Linked DNA regions of Homo sapiens: region 1 is linked to region 2. The links are chromatin contacts, found by Hi-C in ENCODE. All regions are on one chromosome and are shown on one strand. Each heading gives the region's core, a stretch centred on a gene start or an enhancer-like site at or near the end of the contact. The rest is flanking DNA. Distances are from core to core; before and after follow the strand shown. Region 1 has its middle 41 kb from the start of CLSTN2. Region 2 has its middle 98 kb from the start of CLSTN2.

Region 1 (6,074 bases), core at 1,880-4,379, 58 kb before region 2:
TTAAAAAATAAAACCTAGATCTAAAAGAATATGGGCTGTCTAATTCCATCTACATGAGGTTCTATTCAGGAAAAACTAATCAATGGTAGTAGTAAACAAAATGATCATAGTGTGGGGGGGATTGACAGAAGTTCACATGGAAATTTTCTGGGGTGATAAAAATATTCTACATCCTAAGACTGTCTCAGCTAATTAAAAATTTTTATTCTTTTTATTGATTGTTTCCTTTGCTGTGCAAAAGCTTTTTTAAGTTGTTGTGATCCTATTTGTCCACTTTTGCTTTGGTTACCTGTGCTTGTGATTACTACACATTACATGCCTGTATCAAAATATCTCATATACCTCATAAATATATACACCTACTATGAACCCACAAACATTTAAAATTAAAAATTTAGTAAAAAATTTTATTCTTCCATATAAATTGAGATATACTCTTATACATAACAAACATGGAAAGATCATAAGTATTCAGCTTAAGAATTTGAAAATTATATATATCATTTTTTTCAAGACAGAGTCTTGCTAGGTTGCCTAGGTTGGCCTCAAACTCTTGAGTTCAAGCAATCCTCCCACCTCGGCTTCCTAAGTGTTGGGATTACAGGCATGAGCCACTGCGCCCACTGAAAATTATATATAACCTTTGATGTATGCAAGTTGTGCCTCAATAATTTCTATGGAAGAATAAAAATGTATAGTTAAATAAGTCAACCTTAAGAAGAATAAAGAAGGCTTTATCAGATAATAAAATATACTATAAAGCCACAGTAATAAAAACAGTCTAATATTGTTCTACAAACAAAATACAAACCAAAAGAACAGAATAGAGGGCTAATACAGACCCATTACCATGCTTCTTATAGGATAAAATGACACTGTGAATCAAAGAAAATATTGTTTAATAACAGGGCTGGCAAAACTGGAACACAAGAAAAATAAAGCAGGATCCTAATATCATTTTATTCCAATATCCTAATATTTAATATCAGGTATCCAATGATACTTGATATAATTTTATTCCAAATGGATACAAGATCTAAATGTGTAAGATAAATGTCTATAATGATTAGGATAAAATATAGAAAGCATAATATCACTGTGACATAGAGGTAGGAAAGCACTTCCTAAGCAGTTTCAAAAACACAAAACACATAGCAGAAAACAGGTGGATTTAATCATATCAAAAGTATTTTTGTATTTTTCAGTTCAATGTAAGATATATGGAAAGAGTTAATAGGTGTTAATAGGTGACAGAATGGACGGAATGGAAGAATATATTTGTGGCATTTTATATCAACAAAAAATGTATTATTTATAATATACAAGAAACTTCTGCAAGTCAAATGGAAAATAGATAGCAACCCTGAATTTAAAATGTTCAAAGGATATGACTTAGCATTTTATAGAAAAAAACTCAAAGGGCTAATAAACATGTGAAGAGATGCTCAAACTCATTTTTAATCAGAGAAATGCTAATTAAATAACAAAGAGAACTAATAAGTTCTGAGCTTAGAACTTATTAGTCTTGTAAAATTGGAAAACTGGATAATGCCAAATGCTGGAGGGAAAGTAGGGGCATGGAAATTGTCTTGTGCTGCTGATGAATGTGGTACAGCCATTCTGAAAAACAGTCTGGTGGTACTTAATCAAGTTAGGTATACACATACCTATGACCCAGCTACTCTGCTCCTGGGGCATATGCCCCAAGTAATTCTCACACAGGTTCAAGGGGCACGAGTATGCAGATGTTGAACTTTCAGGTTGCAGGAGGTTGGAAGAGTAGCTAGTTAAATTGTGATGCTCACCATAATGTATGTACTAGATAACAGTTAGCAGTAACCAATCAACTATGTACATGGCAATGAGGATGGATCTGGAAAACACAGAGCTCAGTAAAATAAGAAAAATAATGAAATATATATGATACAATACCATTTAGGTAAATTTAAAATACAAGTATACAGAACAACAGTATGTCATTTATAGAAGGATACACATTAAACACTTTAGAATGACTGACTGAGGGCAGAAGCTAGAAGGAAATGGGAATAGAGAATGGAGAATAAGGAAGTAAATAAAACAAAAGAGGCATGGACCAACGATGATTATGAGCCACAAACTGAAGAGGCTAACTCAACAATCTGCACCCAAGGCTTAAAAATTGGTTGTAGGAACTCCCTTTCAGGGGAAGGAGGACAATGATCTAGAAGACAGAAGTTTTGCTGTGAAGACCCTTGTGAGGGCCCACAGTGCACCAAATGGCCATAAAGTATTATATATTCATCTTCAATTTTTTAAAAAGAAGAAATTGAAGTTCAGAGAAACTAAACAACTTGCCCAAGGTCACAGTTTGTAAGAGGCAGTGCCAGAATTCAGACTTAGTATCAAAATGAGTCATCACTTGACTGCTGCTGCCCTGGACCAAGCCAATATCGCTTCTCACCTGGCCTGTTGCCATAGCCTCATCCCTGACCCCTGTCTCCCACCATACCCAACCAATCTATTCCACACAGCAACCAGAGCAGCCCCTTAGAAATAGAAATCAAATTATGTCACTTCCCACCTCAAAATCTTTCAAAGCTGTCTCAGTCCCACATCACTGAGAATTAAATCCAAAATGCTTGCATGTCCAACAAGCCCCCATATGGCCTGGCCCCTGCCTAGCTTTCCAGTCTCATCTCTGATCATGCTCCATCTGGCTCCTTCAGCTCAGCCATATTGACCTCCTTTCTGTTTCTTAAACACTCTGAGAACATTCCAGTCTCAGGGCCTTGGCACTAGTATTTCTCCCCATTTTCACATGGTTTCTGCACTATTTCACTCAGGTCTCTGCTCCAATATTATCTCTTAAGAAAGGCCTTTCTGACCGCCTTACCTCTAATGCACTATCTTCTGCCCCAGTCATTTTTTAATGCCTTACTCTGCTTTGTTTCTACCACTTATCCCTACCTGACAGCACGTTATTCATATTTTTATTTGCTGGTTTATTTTTGTCTCCCACGGTAGAATGAAGGCAAAACATTGCTCTAACCAGTGTGCTCTACACAATGCCCAGCCCATGGCAAGCCCTCCTTCAGTGTATGTGGATGAATGTTTGGATGTCTGAGCCCAAACCCATTTCTGTCCCCTATGACATCACCCGTGGCTCCCAAACAGAAGTGGGGAAGGGAGCATGGGGCAAATGGGGACAACAATGAAGATAAAATGTAGCCCTTGAATAGAAAGTAGGTGTGCGGGTCAGGGAGAGGAAATCCCAGAACCTGATGGGACTGAGCAGGCTTGGGAGCAGCAGGAAGAATGGGTAGGCCCTAAGATTTTAGGGTTAATGTTCTCTAGCCTTTTTGTTTTTGCTACAGAAAAGATGAAAACCAAACTGGCCAGTTTCCCCACCCCCAGATAAGCCAATGTGTCTGAGTCTGTTCTCATGAGCCTCAGGAGACAGAGATTTCACAACTGCCTTGCAAAATCCCTTTCCTAAACCTAATGACCATCACAATAAGAAATTCATCCTTATTATAGGCATAAATTTATCTTGCTGCAATTTTATCCCATTTTCTCCAAGAAATGTACTAGATTATCAAAAAATAAATAAGAGGTAAAGTGCTATAGAAATATAACGCATTTACACAACTCAAATAGGAGATTTTCCCCTGGATTGTAATAATGCATCTCTTGTTAATCCCAGCTAGCTCTCAGAATCTAGCTCTTAGGGCTGAGCTCGGCAATCAGCTTCCATAAAAGTGCCACTTACTGTATGTCTTCCCTGAAAGACACTATTGACAGGACCATTAAGAGAAGAGATTCCTTGGGGGGGGATGAGAGTAAATCTTTCATCAAACAATTTATTGCCCTTCTGCTAAAAGCACATCTACTATTCATTATCACTCCAACTAAATGGTGGTATTAGGAGTCCTGGAAGAACTCTGACCTGGCCACAAAACCCACCCTGTCTTGTAAAAGCAGACTGAGCTGTTCTCCCTCCAGCACCACCTGAAATGCTGTCCTCATGGATTCATTCCTTTGAGTTAAGCATTGATATTCTAGGTTCTGCATCTAAAAGGTCATTGAGTAATTAATTTTTCCATTTGATGCATTTTATATATAGTTTATATGTAGTTTTCAGTTCTCAACTATAATTATCTTCTTTTTTATTTTCTAAAATCTGAATCATAGTTTAAAGCCTCCAATAACTGGATATCCTACAGACCTTTTATATTGCCAATTTTTTAAAATCTTGATCATGAGTCATTTTATTTTTTTCTTTTTTCTATGCTTGTCAATTGTTGTTGCAGGCCAGATATTGCATATGAACAATTGAAGAAATCATTTAAGGTACTGGATAATGCTATATTTCTCCAAAAAGAATTTAGTCTTCTTGTATCAGGCATTTAGGAAGGGCACAGTTTGCTTAAATTCAGACAGGTTTTGAGATAATTCACAAGTAGGCTTCTGTATTACTAAGCTGCAAACTTTTAAAAGTCCTAGTTGAAAGCTTGGTGTTTACCAGGCCTCTCTCTGATGTTGGGCTCCACTTCATATTTTTGTCTACCACATCCATCCTCATGAGATAATTAAAGCTCTATTTATCTTTTCAGCCTCTGTTTGGTATTTCAAATTGGAAAACACCTCCAGGAGAAAAACAGTGCCAGGTTATCAGGCATACCTGACAAATGGGGTACTTTCTGTCTTCTTGCTTGCCTATGTTTTCTTATTTTTCTGCAGTGAGCTGTTATTCACTCAAGTTATACGTTATTGAAATGTGTCCAGCTGTGCAGCTTTCCCCATTGTGATGAATTTCTCTTGAGCTCACGACTTTTCCAGAAGTGTTTTGTTTTTCCCACTCTAAATAGACTCTCAGACCCCCATCCCCTTGGTCTGGCACTGCTGGACAAGGCTGGCATCGTAGCCATAATCCTTTCTAGTTTCATTACTAAGAATGCTCCAGCAGTGGGTTTATGACCCCATCATCATTTAATTAAGGAGTGGGCCCTGGGAACTGGGAGCACCAGTGGCCCCAGCTCCCTAATGCCACCTGGAATGTGCAGTCTGGTGTACAACTGCACCAAGGCAGTGGTTCCATTCCCAGCTGCAGGAGTCTAACTATAAGAAGCAAAGTGTACCAAGCTAGGCGTTCCTTCCTGTGAAGGACTCCTGGCCCCAGAACTGCTGTCAGCTGCACCTTGGAAACAAGTGCCCCAAACAAAATGCACCAAGGAACTCATTACTCAAGGGTGCCCTGTGGCAAACCATTTTGCAAAGCGAGCAATTCAGAGTGAGTGATCACTCTAGCATTTGAGTTTCACTCACAAGGATTGTTAACAGCACACTGTAAACATCATTCACATTAATGTTGTTTCTTTTCAATCCTTTATTTTCAGAATAAAACATTCCTTCACCTCTCCTTGGCCCAAAACTTACATATACTTGAAAAAATGTATGTGAGTAGCAAATAATTCTTCTCAATTTGTATTCCAATGTCTGAATTGGCTTTGATTTGGCCTTAAAGACTTGGCTGATCTCTCTAGGCTGCAGGGTAACAGATTCTGAAACCCAAGAGAATGAGCTCAGAGCAAAGAATAAATTTGAGGTTTATATCTTCACTGACGTGTGCCTGAGGATGACTGGAAATGGGCATCCCCCAAAACTTTTCTCCTCCTTCCTTCTACCTGCCCAGCTCTGTTTCTGTGCCATTTTTTGTGGAACTCATGGGTCCTAAAGCCCTTGACTAATTTTTGTCTTCCTGATTCATCAGTTTGTGATGGTTCTATATTAAACCCTCCCACTGGGACTAGGGATTATCATTTTTACCTTGTATCCTATTTCTAGGTCATGTTACTAGTAGCATAAGGTCACAATTAATATATCTCAATGAATTATACCACTTATGCAAGGTCTTAGTGCTTTTCACCTTAAATTCTATTTTATCTCATGGAACAACTTTCTTGTGGCTAGCATTTGTCTTATATGCTATTTCCATCATTTACTTTTTCAATTTAGGCTACAAGTCCAATGTGCTATCCATTGCACCAAAGAGCCTGCTCATGCTTTTAACCTTTCTACATTAATTTTAGTTG
Region 2 (5,621 bases), core at 2,682-5,181:
CTTGGAAAGGTCGTTCTATCCCAGAGCATCTCTGCTGTCTGGACAACATTTGTGCCAAGCAACCTCCCTAGAGTGAAAAGCACCAGGACTCCCCTGAGGCCCATGAACCAAATGTTTTTGTGCCTGAAATCTCCTTCCAAGGAACACAGGCCCTCCTGGCCCTCTGATTACACTTGATAGAACAAGATACAGTAAAAAAGAAAGCTTCATAATGATGATGCACTGCTTACTGCTGCAGCCATAAGGAATGAAAATCTCACTGTGGCCTAATTTATAAGACAGGCAGCCACAGCCTAATTTTGTTTCAAGGTAGAGACATTATTAACTTGTGACCCAACCTAGGAGCCAGGCAGCTGTGAAATGATGTTTCAGGTTAAAAAAGAAAAAAGACTCTTCAGAACATATTGCTGATAAAATGTTTACACTCAGTTTAACAAATTTCATAGTAATGAGGCTTTAAAAATGGGTTTCTCATGAATGGCTTTGTGATACTGAATGCAAATAAAGAAATAATGAGTTTGGAATTGCAAACAGATTACTTCTGTCCTGGAGTTGATGGTATCAGAACATTACCCACTGTAGCCAAACCCATAGGCACGGATTTCCAGAAGATCTTATAAACTGCATTTTGGCTCCCTTGTTGAGTCACATGGTTGCCACTGGAAAGTTCCATATGGCTGTAGGTGCTGTGGCAACAGACCAGACTTTTCAAACTAAAAAAAAAAAATCCTAGGAATTTGGTAGTTGGCCATGTCAGCACCATGGAAACAAGAGAAACTGAGGAAAGTGACACAACTCCCAAACCAACCTCAGCATATTTGGCATGGAATGGATCTGAAACAAGAGAGAATGCCAACTTTGTGTAGAAGAGGTGGAGATGCTATTTTAATCCAGAGAAACACAACAATACTTCTAAGCATGGCGGGGCTGGATGCCAAAGTAAGACCCACTTTCTGAATTGCCTTTTGGCCAGGACCCTGCAGACAATAGGAAACACCTATGTCTGTGAGGCTTTCTCTCCCACAGGCTCAGGACACACAAAAGAGGAAAAGGCTCAATTTAATTATCTATTATAATTCAAACTCACACCCAATATTCCTATGCAAGCTCAGTTACACAGCATGCTGCTGGCTGGTGGAAAGTCCAGAAGGTCAAAGGGCTGGCATTAGAGCAAGCAGGCAATTCTCATCAGGTACAGGGAATACAGCCACTAGAAGGACAAAACAATCAGGGCACTAGGTAGGGAAGCCAACAAATCCTGGCTTGCCTGGAACGTTCCTACTTTTAGCACTGAAAGTCTATGTACCAGGAAACCCCTCAGACTCAGGCAAACCCCTAGCATAAGGGCACTCAGTTTAGAAAAAAGCAGAAGCTGCAGCCTCCGCAGCCATTCCTGAATTAAACCAAAGGCAGGCAGGTAGAATTATGCAAAGCTCAAGAAAAGACTGGAAAGCCCCCTCACAAGCAACACTTACAGTGAATGTTGAGAGCTTGCAGAAACAAAGACGAAGGCATTTGGCACTGAGTGGAGGAAAACAAATGGATTTCCCAGGGCAGGCAGTTCTTGATCACAGAGAACCCACAGATGTGAACAGGTAAGGCTGCAGGAAGACAAGCCCAGGTTAACACACTGGTTCTGCAAAGTTCTGTGCAAGACTTGGAAATGGTGATCAGAACCCACTATGTATCTCTTACAGTCTATGCATAGAACTATAACGAGTATTTCTTTCTCCTCTTTGTGTGTGGATGAGGCTCAGTCATGTTCAATGTATTCTTTGGTCCACCTTACAAAGTACTTAATTAAAGAACACTTTTTGATCATGTCATAGGTGAATACCTGGATGAAGCAGGCTTGGCCTGATTATTAGAGTAATATTCTGGCTTAAATTCTTACAAACAGGATTTCATAAGCCCTAGGTAGGGCAATAGTGTTCTAGGAGGGCAAAAGTGAAGCCTCTGATGGATCAAAATGTGGGTTTACACATCATTCATTTCTGTCAGAAGCCACAGTGTAAAATCTTCAGCCATGACATAAAATCACCTTAAAAAAACAGTTTTTAAATACCACAAGACCTCATGTTGTTATTATATAAAAAATAAATATTATTAATTACCATTGTTATTAGAAATCGGGGCGAAGTTTGATTTATTATTTCTCTTACCCCTCCTGCCTTTTAAGACTCTGGCAGACAGAGGATATCACAAGGGATGCTAAGTAGAAGGGACCTGATGATGTTTTACTCACGGGCCAGATGGGTACACAGTAACTCCTAATGCACATGAACCACTGAACAAGCTGGGCTAAGGAGGAGATTTTCCTTCATTTGCCTCTCCCAACTTGAAGACCATAGGCCCCAAGAAGCTGAACAGAGAGTAAAGGTCCAGAGCTTGGCCTTGCAGTTTGGCCTCACCTAGTGCTGAGTGGAGAGCAAGAAAGAGTATTCAGGGCTGAAAACATCCCCTGAGGAGACAAGCAGGAACTAGAAGCTAGCCCCAGCTTCACTCACCAAGCATCCTATAAAGGCAAAAGGGGCACAATTGTCCCTGCACAAATACATCTACTCACCAAACCCTGGGCAGCTGTGCCAGATAGGACCTCATTTTCAAGCATTCTGAGGCACTTGTGATGCAGCTTGCTGTGTGTAAGTGTACTCTTAATAATCTCGCTTCACTTCCTGGTCAACACCTGGCCTGAATGTTAGCAACTCCACCGCCCTTAGAAGGATTAAGTTAGCAGATAGCAGAGAAAGAGAAGGCTCTTCTCTGCGAAAACAGAAATCAGGTGGGATTAGGGTTCTTCCCTGATTCCACCCAGGTTTTGTCTACTTATCTCATTGGGTCAACTTGCCAAGCCTGACCAGCCAGGGTACCTCTGTCCTTCCAAGGATGGAGGCCAGCAGAGGCACTCTACTCTCACAACATACGCTCATGCCTCTCATCACTACCCAGGGGCTAGAGGGAGGGGCAGTTCAGCTGTTACCTTCAGAAGCCTCTGAAATAATCAGAACAAGGCATTCAGTAAAATCACTCCAAGTCCTCACTGTACCCTGGGCCAAAAATTTATCCTGATTGTATTTTCCATCTCAAATTTCAAGCCACACTGTCCAATATAGCTCAGTAGAGGAAGCTGTGCCACAAACATCACATGACAGCATAAAAATACCCCAATGAGCACAATACCAGCAACTTAAAAATACCCTGAACTTCAGCCTTCTGGAGCCCTCTCCTTTATTAAATTCTAGGAGGAAAATCAAAGTTCAAAACCAGAGCTCCCTTCCCTTTGCAAATCAAAATCCAAAGAAATGAAAGGCCTTTCCTCCCTGAGACTTGGAGTCTCCCTCGTCTCAACCAGGGTAGCTTCCCTGCTGGAGTCTGAGTGTCTCCTTTGGGAGCAGCTGCTCACTGCGTGTCTACCCAGAATGGGTGTGACTCCTGAAGCAACAAGGAGGTCGGACTTATCCAATCCCAAGGCCCTCATGTGTCCTGGTTTGCAAGGGATATGAAAGTCAATAGGGTACACAAGAATATCGCAGCCCCAGCCCCAAACCTACCAAATTTAGCTGAGCAACATTATGTTCTCAGAAGCCATGTTTCTGTTGCCAGCCATGGGATGTAGCAGATGCTTGGTGACATCTGGGAAAGAAGAGTTGGAGAAAACAAATGTGAGACATAGAAAAGATTCTGAATTTCAAACTCACTACAGTTGCCAATAAGACTGGCATTTGCCCAGGTGCAGCCGAGCCTCCAGATTTTACTTGGGGTTCCATCTCCTTCAAATTTATAAAAACTCCTAATTCCCATTTCACGTCTGAGCCTATGTTCCCGGCACCCCTGGGGCTGTTTCATGTGTTTGGTCTCCCATGCCCTTTGCTCCTGCAAGCAGGGTTTGCCCAAGCCAAACACATGTGGCTCTTCTCACACTCTCTTTTCTGGAGTTGTTACCTGCAGCCTTGAATGTTTCCTGGCCTGGCCATGTTGGCTGCTGTTCTGCCTCCAGTCCAGGCCCTATGAATCCTGTCAATTAGGGCATTTTTCTTCTTAGTTTTCTTGACTCAGCTATATGAACACTGGGAACTGAAGCTGCTGTTCACATTTCCAGAGAAGACCATCTCTTCTGCCCTGGGCTCCCTTCTGAAACCTCACTTCTCCTCATCTTCTGAATTGTTCTTCCTGCCACCTCCTTTCCTGGGGCAGTGGGACAGGCCTCTCGCATTCCATTTCCCTCTGTCTGTCATTCTCTGGCTCCTTTCAGGCTCAGTTTTAAAATGAATAACCTGCCTCTTCAGTCAGCCTCTTCCCTTCTCTACCATGGGCAGGGCTAGTATTCTCTTTTTTTTTTTTCTGCCAGATCCTGGTGCTTTATTTTTTTATTTTTTGTTTGTTTATTTGTTTGTTTCAGACCCAGATGTTTGTGTTTCTAGCCTTCGACTGTATTTGTCAGGTATGGTCTCCCATAGCAAGAGAGAAAGCCAGAGTCAGAGGCAAAAGTTTCCATTTTCCAAATATGTCCTGCCTACCTTTGTCACTCTGAAGAAAGGAAAAACACCAGGGGGTATCTTCTCTACAGCCGTTCATCCAACAATCTATAAAGGCCTTGCTACGGGCTAGGAACTGCCCTGGATAGTGGGATACAGCAGTGATCAAAAAGAAGTCCCTGCCTTCCTGGAGCTTACACTCAGCAAACCAGTCCAACATCTAACCTGGACTTCATTCAGCTATGATGGTTTTCCTACCTGGCTCTGCTACTTCTTTTCCAGTCCAAGCTTCACATGTTTTTCTAACACATTTCTTCAAAACCTGTGCCGGGACTGCCTTCCCACTCAGATAAGTGCTGCACCTTGAATTTGCCTTCATATGCTTGAGTCATTCTCTTGGGCTATTCTCATCTTCCCTTCTCAACTCTATGCAGACTGTCTTTAACCTCCTTGTATAGCCATCTCATCTTCAAAGAGGGGTTCCCTAATTGCTTTTATCATGGACTCTTTCTAGCTAAAGCTTTTAATTCTCTTCTTAGCCATAGGATTCATAATAATTCCATCTTACTTTTGACACATCAATCCGGGAAAATGATATTTACATTATATAGCCAGAATTCTCATACCTGTTTGTCCACTCATGGATTAAAATCTGCCACTTCTCTGAGGAACAACCCCACATTTAGGACCCTGAATATACCGGGATGCTCAGACCATATGTAAGGAACAATCCAAAGCTGGTTTGAGAGAATAAGGAAGGAGGTGGTTTCAGGAGCCCAAGAACCAGACACAAGGATCCCAGGTTGACCCATAAGAATCTTTCTAGGTCCTAGATGCAGACTCCAAAAAAAAAAATGTATATGAGACAAGTGAGCCTGTGTCTCTTTCCCATACTCTAGTTCTCAATTCTCATGTGGAACATGGATATTTCTGGCAATTCTGAGTACCATGCATCTCATACAGGCTTTGGGTGAGTTGCTATATCCCACATCAGCCAAACACCATGGATTCCCAATCAGCTCACATCCTCTTTCAATCAGGATAGGCTACGTTATGTTGCAGTAACAAAAAGCCTTCAAATCCCAGTAGCCAAGCAAGTGCTTATTTCCCACTCACACTATATTAAGTCACAGGACATCTGTGGGA

What was found. Hi-C counts contacts between places; a loop is a spot of excess contacts on that map. Pooled maps may share reads with other maps.
Region 1: a loop to region 2 is called in a map of Right ventricle myocardium inferior, with 2.3 times the contacts of the local background. The contact joins two enhancer-like sites. A Hi-C loop is called at or near these places in 1 of 168 maps with a recorded cell type or tissue (Right ventricle myocardium inferior) and 1 of 50 pooled maps.

Annotation. Positions count from the first base shown.
Region 1 is chr3:139,891,139-139,897,212 of GRCh38, reverse strand. No RefSeq gene overlaps it. Among named protein-coding and RNA genes, the nearest start is that of CLSTN2, 41 kb to the left of the region's middle. Within about 2 kb of position 3,129, at least 6 of the 41 ENCODE cell types and tissues checked have a DNase peak (open chromatin) inside an H3K27ac peak, as active enhancers do.
Region 2 is chr3:139,834,306-139,839,926 of GRCh38, reverse strand. No RefSeq gene overlaps it. Among named protein-coding and RNA genes, the nearest start is that of CLSTN2, 98 kb to the left of the region's middle. Within about 2 kb of position 3,931, at least 3 of the 41 ENCODE cell types and tissues checked have a DNase peak (open chromatin) inside an H3K27ac peak, as active enhancers do.